Linked DNA regions of Mus musculus: region 1 is linked to region 2. Evidence: chromatin loops called from intact Hi-C (ENCODE). Cell type or tissue: heart. All regions are shown on one strand. Links, peaks and the distances in the headings refer to the core of each region. The heading gives the core; the rest is flanking DNA.

Region 1 (4,391 bases), core at 204-4,203, 94 kb after region 2:
TCATGTATGTTCTCTGGTGTGTGTGAATGGCATATGTGCCCATTCACAGAGTCTAGAGGAAGACACTGATATGTCTCTATTAATGAACCTTATTTCAGAGTAGAACAGTATATTAGGAGTTCATAGCAACTGGAAGTTGATTTTGTTAGGTGGTATATTTGCTAACAGGTTAAGATGGGATTTTCTAGCTGGGAACCAGTATGGACCTAAGAGCCCTGTGCACCCACTGCTGGCCAGCCTTGCCTACCTCAGGATGCCTGAGGACAGGTTGTAAGGTTTGTGAGGACACTGTCAATTTTCTGTGAGAGACAAAGTTTAAAAAGTGAGGCACAGAACTTGAACCCAACTGATAAACATGCCAAGTGAAGTTTCTGACTCAGGTGAGCTTCGTTACTTTTTGCTTGACTGTAAGCCCAGATGCAATTTCAGGTAGAAACGGAAGTTCCTGGTGCAGACAGCATGGTGTCTGCTTTGTGAGATGCTTGTCAGCAGGCTATGTGGTACCCAACACCATGGAAACTGGATCCTGTTGATGGGGATGCTCTGCCGGGCTCCCAGGAGAATCTTCCAGGATGCTGTTTGGATCTTTGCACTTTGATGATCACTGGCTACTGAAGCTCCAGAGTATCACAGGTATGATAGGATTTCCCGATCAAAGTGGGCTACCTCACAAGCTATGTGAAACAAGAGGAGATGACTGTAGCTCTGTGGACTGCATCAGGGTTGTCTCATGTGAAAGAGCATGAGGCAGCCCTCCTCCCCTCCTTGTACTCCACGTCAGCCCTTCAGATTGTCCAGTCCTGCAACCATGTTGTCCTGATGGCCAATCATCCTGACTGAGCACTATGACCACCAATCACAGCACAGTACACTATGAGTCTGTCTGGCCTAGGGAGGGTCTGCTTGCCTGAACATGTTTCCTGGAAGTCTGGAATTGCTTTGAAGCTGTAATGACCTTACTGCAGAAGGTAGTGCTTGCTTCTGTCCAGCAATAAAATGGGTGTCCTGCAAAGGGATGACACGACAAATTCATTGTCAGCGGCAGATTACAATGCAAAGCTCACTAGGAACTGTGAGTGGGTGCACAGTCTCTTTGCTGCTTCTGCTAATGATGGCCTTGCTGAGAAGTGACACTACCCAGAACACAGTCATTCTCCATAAAGCTCACAGAAACTCATGTTCTACTTATCTAAGTGTATTTTGAAACAGATTTGCAGTTTCTTAACAATGCTATTTAATTCTACAATAAAAGTTGACTGGTGTGTCCTGCTCCTGGGTCTGCTCTCTGATCAGGCGTCATAGACACGTTAACTGAGGTGTGATTGACAGTGAAGATTAGCGAGGTGCTGGAGGGCAGCCTTGTCCTAGCTGCTCACTTATTTCTCCTCTATCTCATTTCCCCCCTTTCTGTCTTTCTTGTTTTTGGTTGTGACTGGATCTCAGTGTGAAGCAGCTAGGTAGCACAGGCTAGCCTGGAACTTACCAAGATTCTCTTGCTCCTGCCTCCTAAGAGCTGGGATTAAAGACTTTTAATTACTACTGTTACAAAGTTTAAACCTCATCCTTGACGTTGTCTATAACTATTCTTGATTATGTTTACTCCTCAATGCCCTCTCCCATGCTCCTCCAAGTCTTCGCAAAACCTCTATCCTAAACACTCTCCTTCTGTCAAGTCTTATTTAAATGTACATTTATCTACTCTGTCTCTCTGAGTATGTATATGCATGTGCGCATGCATGTGCGCCTGTATGCCAGAGGCTCTGTGGAGTTCAAGATAACTTGCAGGAATCCAGTTCTCTTCTCCCACCCTGTGGGATCCCTGAATTAAACTCTGCTTGTCTGGCTTGTGTGGCAAGGGTCTTGTCCCATAAAGCCACGTTGCCGGCCTCATTTTCTGTGTTTGAACATCCCAGTGAGTTTAATTGGGATTTCTTGTTTGTGCATGCTTGTGGGATTCTATTAGAGCCTAGGCAACTTCCCATTCTCTACACCCCTAAAGAAAAATGATTCCTGTCTCCCAAACAATCAATAGCTCCCTGCATGCTGGACTGCTGAAGGGCTCCACCTTGTGGAGCTTTCGTGGAAGTAACTGCAGTGGCTGGGTTTCATGAGTGCAATGGTCTTTACCTGTCTAGAAGAGAGGCTGCCACAGCACTCCTCCCCAGCCTCCATCTCTCACATTGTTTCTGTGCCATTTTATACCTCCTGAGCAGTAAGTTGTGTGCATGTGCGTATGCGTGTGCGTGTGTGTCTGATATAGATATCTCATTTGGGGCTTATCACTCAATACTCATTCTCAACCTTTTGAAGAGTAAGGAGTCTATACATTAACCACTCCCCATGCAAAAGAAGCCTCTTTGACCAACAGGGAAAGCAGCACTAATCTATGGATTTACATATTTACGAGGCAGTTTGTTTCCCTCTGGGCCTTTATGCCTTTTCAGAGTTCCAGATTGCATCCAGCGTCAGGGTTCAGTTGCCTAGACATCCACCCTTCTAAGGTCACATGCTGACTCTCCCAGGGCCACACCTAGGACGTCGAGTGAAGTTGAAGCCAACACTGAACTTTGCTTTATGAACTGAGCTGCTGTTCCAAGGTCGTCTAGACTTGTGCGACTAACATGACATCAATGAACTCCTTGGGTAGAGAATGATTCCTGATGGGACCCTCAAGGGCAGCCAGGGTTGGCAAGCGTTGCCCCAGTCATTCCTGCCTGAGAAAGGTGAGCTCTCACCCGTCTCCACAGTCAACACTCAACAAATGTATCTTACATGGGAGCCATCCTGGTGACCAACGCATCACTACAGTGTGCCATGTTCTTACCACTGGCCCTGTGGATAGCTCCAGTACATGAGTACCGGAAGTCCATCTGTAAGTGTCCTCTCTGCGCATGCTCCCATTCCAGCCCTGCCCTTGCCCAGAAACCCTCTTTTTTCCACTTCTCCCATTCTGTCCTTCCCTATCATGCTCTCCCCTGCTGCTGGCTGGTCTGGCCTAAGTGAGGACAGAGGCGATCTCTCTTCACATGAAAGCTGACCCAGGAGACACACCCCCCCCTCCCCTGCTGCCTCTCACCACGCTGTTGGCAGGTGCAGAGTGTTAGGAGAGGTTGCTCTGTTGGTACAGGACTGGGATGAGCATTCAAGGTCATCACTGTCCATTCTCCCAGATAAACAGATGAGAGGAAAAGAAACCCTTCTGGTTTGCGGTGCTCTCCAGAGCACCACTTACTTTGAAGACAGTGTGTGGGCTCTAAGGAAGGCTCCGTGCTCAACCGTGAATTGGGCTTACCCGTGAGGATCAGAGTTCAAATCTCGGAACCCACACGGTGGCTCACACTGCTCAGTGCTCCCTAGTTCCCGGGGATCTAACTCTCTCTGGGGACCTCAGCTGTCACCAGGAATGCACATACCTACAAACACACACATAAAATAGCCTTCTAAATAAAAAAACCCCAAGAAAAATAGAAACCCCTAAGTCCAGGGCTCTGGGAATGTTTCTGTGCACAGGTCTTGCTAGGTGTGCTCAGGCTTGAGGCAGCACTGGGGGACTGACAACAACTCCCGGAAGGAGAGCTGAAGCGTCTGGAGTTCTGGTGGAAGTTGGATGTGCCTGGCTACCCCAACACAGCAAGACAGTGCGACTCGTGGGAATCTTCTCCAAGTGCACATGGGATTTCCCCTCAGCCTTCAGCTGTTCCAGCCTCACACCAGACAAAGCACAATGGCACTAATTCTGTGGGCCCTGCAGACCCTGGGGTAGCAGGCGGAGGGCCTGAGGAAGGAAGTGGCACACAGGAAGCCACTTCTGTTCTTGCTATTGTTTATTGTCCTGGGGCACAGCCATAGGCCTTGCTTCTTAGTTTTGGGATGAACTTTGTCTATGTGCACACTTTTCATTGAGGCCCAAGGCAATTAGGTAACTCATCCCGAAGATGAAAACCCAAACACTTGCTGGGTATGCTGCCTCACATCCTGATAGCGGGGAAGAGAGGCATTAATGCTATCATTACTTTTAGCCTGCTTGAATTACATAGTGAGACCCTGTTTCAAACAAAGCCAATTCTAGGGAGGAGGGGAGACACCTTCTGAGGCGCTGGTGCTTCTCCATCAACAAGCGCAAAGAACCTCTCAGGCGCATTTGCCTGTTAGCTTAGTAAGTGGCACTCGTACTCCCTGAGGCCTGCAGTGTGTTGGCATCTCTCTCTCTCTCTCTCTCTCTCTCTCTCTCTCTCTCTCTCTCTTTCTCTTTTTTTTTTTTTTTTGAGACAGGGTTTCTCTGTGTAGACCAGGCTGACCTTGAACTCACTCTGTAGACCAGGCTGGCCTCAAACTCAGAAATCTGCCTGCCTCTGCCTCCCAAGTGCTGGGATTAAAGGCACGAGCCACCA
Region 2 (4,391 bases), core at 188-4,187:
AGCAGAAGATGGCCTAGTTGGCCATCACTGGGAAGAGAGGCCCCTTGGTATTACAAACTTTATATGCCCCAATACAGGGGAACACCAGGGCCAAGAAGTGGGAGTGGGTGGGTAGGGGAGCAGGGCAGGGGGAGGGTATAGGGGACTTTCGGGATAGCATTTGAAATCTATATAAAGAAAATATCTAATAAATAAAAAATAATAAATAAATAAATAAGAGTTATATGGCTATTGCCTGCAGACATTCTGCAGAAATACAGCCTCTAATGGACATCCCCATTAGTGATTTAATGGAGATGCAAGGACGTCACCAACAGGATAAACAAAATGTAAAAAAAAAAAAATAGACAAGGTAGGCTCTAGGGTTTATTGGCATTAATTCCTTGACATGTGTCACTCATTCACGCCTTCAACACAGAATCAGATCGGTTGGGACAGATCCCATCACAGGGCTGAGAGATAAAATTAAACCACCACAACCAAACAATAGTATCTTCAGAGATGTGGAAAGGAGTCAGAATTAGAACCAAGTCACACTGCTTGTGTGAAATTCCAGCACTGGGGAAGCTGAAACAGAAAGGCTATAAGTGCAGGGCAGTCTAGCCCTGGTGAGTGAGACTGGACTCACTGTGGTGGACTTTCCAAAAGGAAAGCTGAGAAGTTACAGAGAAATGGTTTTATATGTGGCTACCTGACACTGTCTTCTAACTTTGGTTCAGACCTTTATTGTCTATATCTGTTTCAGAACAAAGCATATTTCAGAAATTCTCACTCCAAGACACAGCTGCTCCTGCTACATATGGTATGTTCTGATGTACATCTTTTTGTGCCAGAGAATTCTCTTACAAGAAAAGAAGTCATTCCGACAACCAACCAGGTGCACGGTGTCAGGATGTCATCTTTCATATGACACAGATCTCAGAGTTGCTACTGATAGTGAAGAATGATTGGGGACAGATAGGGACACTTTCATATTCTGGATTATGAAGACACACTTGTACTTCACACTGAGGAAAGGAAACGAAACGGACACCCTCTCATTTGTTTTGAATTAACCTCCCAGGTATCTCTGTAGGGGTGTAAGGTCGATTATCAGTAGAAATTAATTAGATTCTGAGTTCCAATGTGCCTGTGTCCAAACACCTGCAGACGAGGAGAAAGCCAAGAAAGTAAGAAGCAAACATCATATGAGAAGTGTCCTCATGTTGACCATCTGGCCAGAGAGGCAAAACAAAACGGAGCTCCAGGATTATTGGCTGTCTTTGCCTATGGCCCTATCTCCTCCTTATATATTCTGCTGGGTGAAGATGGCAGGGAATGCATGTCTGTAGGGTAATTAACCTACTATTTCAGACTGCAGGTTCTCTCTGGATAAACTAATTTTAAGATTCAAGCTCTTTATTCATTGGGTTCTCTTGACAGGTAGCAAGGACTAAAATCCGGACTCACTATCTTGGTGGCCACCCTTCCCCGTGAGCAGTACCCTGGTCTTGTATAATTCCCTGAGGCGGATGGCTTCTGGGGACTTGATCCCAGCGTCGCGTCCTCTGGTCTGCTCAAGAAATTTGCCTCTTTCCTCTGTCACAGCTGTGAAAGTCCACTTGTCTCTAGATCTCCAAGCACCGGAAGCGCTCCTTCAATGTAAGCCACAACCACGCCAGATCCCCGTTTCCACCCAAGAGCATACTCGGTAAACTGAGTCTGGAAAGCTCTGATAAATTGTGACTCCCATCCTGGTGAATATTTTTCTTTTTCACAGGAAAAGAGTGTTCAACACAGGCTAAGAACAGGGCTGACAACACCATACCTCAGCTTCTAGGCCCGACCAGTGGGGGCTTTTCCACCTCCGAAGCCGGGACAAATTAGAGTTAGTTCTCCTTGTCCTCCGCCAGCAGCTTCTAGCGGTACTAGGAGTCCGCTCCACTTCCATTTTAGAGCCAGGAGCACGCCCACCGGAAACTGGGCGCCTCGGCGCCCGCCCACCTATCAAACATTAAGCACTTCCGGAAGTAGAGAGCTAAGTTTCCTAGGGGACGATCTTCTGATGCGGGCGTAGGATGCAGGGTGAGTTCCGCCCTGTTGCTCTTTCCCTGCGGACAGTTTTGCGGGCGAAGTACGCGTGCCTTTGCCCGTGTTTGTCGCGAGCCCCGGTGGAGAGCGACATGGTCTCAGGAGCGCGGCTCGGGACGGAAGGCCGCTCGGCTGCGCGCGCCGGGGCGCCCCCTGCAGGCGATGCCCGAGGCTGAGGCTGGAGGAGCCGCGTGCGGACCGCACAGCCACAGCCAGGCCCAGCGCTGGGAGGGAGGCGCGGCGGAGAGCGGAGTCGCCTCCACCCCAGGCTTTACCCGGGCCAGCGAGCGGCCTTGGCAGGAGGGACCCAGGCAAGAAGCCCTGAGGGTAGTAGGGACGCCCTGTTGGAAAGCCTGACCAGCCTAAGCCGAGGGCAGGCCATGCCATCCGGGTTGGAGAGGAGTCAGGCAGGGTCCAGACTACATGCTGGTCCCAGTGACATAGTTAGTGCTTTAGCTTCAGCCTGACTTCCTCCTGAAGGACCCCGTGACCATTGGGATAGGCTAGAATTGCATTACTGGTGACAGGGCCCGGATGAGGACGCTGTTAAGGTGTTATTGATAAGAGGTGATGGCAGTGCTTGTGACAAGGATGAGTCAGGAGAGATGTGGATATAGAGTCAGAACGTGGACACTGGACGTGAGAAGCCTTAGACCACCTCCTGTTGCTAATACCACAGTACCTCATGGTGGGTGAGGTGTTTTGTTGTGTTTTCCTAGACAGGGTTTCTCTGTGTAGCCCTGGATGTCCTGAACTCATACTGTAGACCAGGCTGGCCTTAAACTCAGAGATCTGCCAGCGTCTGCCTCAAGCCAGGGAGCAGGTTAGGAGGCTAGGCAAACTTCATTTGTAATAGAATCGCTTTGGAGATAGAAGCCTTTATTTGATAATCATATAACTGGATTAACAAAATTTTGACCTGGGCAGCGGTGGCACACACCTTTAATCCCAGCACTTGGAAGGCAGAGCAAAACAAAACCCAAAAAACAAAATTTTGAGTTCAAAGGCCCCAATTGCCCCTGAGGTAAACTATTAACTTTATAGTGATATGAGCGGATTAATTATTTTTTATTTTTATCTCTTAGTACAAAGTCCTAGCCACCTTCTTAATTCCATACTTGGCCTCACCGTTTAATATCACACATCGGGAACTAAATGTCAACATGACTCTTTTTTTTTTTTTTTTTCAAAGAAAAAAATCACATGATCATTTTATTTGATGCTGAGAAAACATTTGACATAGTTCTTTTTTTTGTTTTTTTTTTATTAGATTTTTTTATATACATTTCAAATGCTATCCTGAAAGTTCCCTATACCCTCCCTCCGCCCTGCTCCCCTACCCACCCACTCCCGCTTCTTGGCCCTGGCATTCCCCTGTGATGGCTGACTAGGCCATCTTCTGCTACATATGCAGCTAGAGATATGAGCTCTGGCGGTACGGGTTAGTTCATATTGTTGTTCCACCTATAGGGTTGCAGACCCCTTCAGCTCCTTGAGTGCTTTCTCTAGCTTCTCCATTGGGAGCCCTGTGTTCCATCTTATAGATGACTGAGCATCCACTTCTGTATTTAACAGGCACTGGCATAGCCACATATGAGACATCTATAACAGGGTCCCTTCAGCAAAATCTTTCTGGCATATGCAATAGGGTCTGGGTTTGGTGGCTGATTATGGGATGGATCTCTGGGTGGGGTAGTCTCTGGATAGTCCATCTTTCCTCTTAGCTCCAAACTTTGTCTCTGTAACTCCTTTCATGGGTATTTTGTTCCCTATTCTAAGGAGGAATGAAATATCCACCCATTGGTCTTCCCTCTTCTTGATTTTCTTGTGTTTTGCAAATTGTATCTTGGGTGTTCTATGTTTCTGGGCTAATATCCACTTATCAGTGAGTACATATCATGTGAGTTCTTTTGTGATTGGGTTACCTCACTAAGGATGATATCCTCCAGATACATCCATTTGTCCAAAACTTTCATAAATCCATTGTTTTTAATAGCTGAGTAGTACTCCATTGTGTAAATGTACCACATTTTCTGTATCCATTTTTCTGTTGAGGGACATCTGGGTTCTTTCCAGCTTCTGGCTATTATAAATAAGGCTGCTATGAACATAGTGGAGCATGTGTTCTTATTACCAGTTGGAACTTCTGTGTATATGCCCAGGAGAGGTATTTTTGGATCTTCTGGTAGTATTATGTCCAACTTTCTGAGGAACCTCCAGACTGACTTCCAGAGTGGTTGTACAAGCTTGCAATCCCACCAACAATGGAGGAGTGTTCCTCTTTCTCCACATCCTCGCCAGCATCTGCTGTCTCCTGAATT

Evidence for each region. Hi-C counts contacts between places; a loop is a spot of excess contacts. Peaks named below come from ENCODE experiments on the same cell type or tissue, not always from the same donor. Only the 100,000 strongest peaks of a DNase experiment are listed, where the experiment ranks them.
Region 1: it touches region 2 in a loop (2.9-fold over the local background); 2 of 42 quality-filtered maps call a loop at or near these places.

What each region holds. Positions count from the first base shown.
Region 1 is chr6:86,008,085-86,012,475 of GRCm38, forward strand. 4930553P18Rik (RIKEN cDNA 4930553P18 gene) reads left to right here. Exons shown (of 2, transcript NR_155305.1): 2 at 1-1,269. Among named protein-coding and RNA genes, the nearest start is that of Gm33319, 2.4 kb to the left of the region's middle. In heart, for the core only: a CTCF peak has its summit at 2,074 (motif pointing left); no DNase peak of the experiment used is centred there.
Region 2 is chr6:85,913,727-85,918,117 of GRCm38, forward strand. Nat8f1 (N-acetyltransferase 8 (GCN5-related) family member 1) reads right to left here and starts at 1,906. Exons shown (of 2, transcript NM_023160.3): 1 at 1,808-1,906. It overlaps Tprkb (Tp53rk binding protein), which reads left to right and starts at 1,993. Exons shown (of 6, transcript NM_176842.3): 1 at 1,993-2,064. In heart, for the core only: CTCF peaks have their summits at 2,189 (motif pointing left) and 2,394; a DNase peak (open chromatin) is centred at 1,985; H3K4me3 peaks cover 2,067 bases; H3K27ac peaks cover 1,774 bases.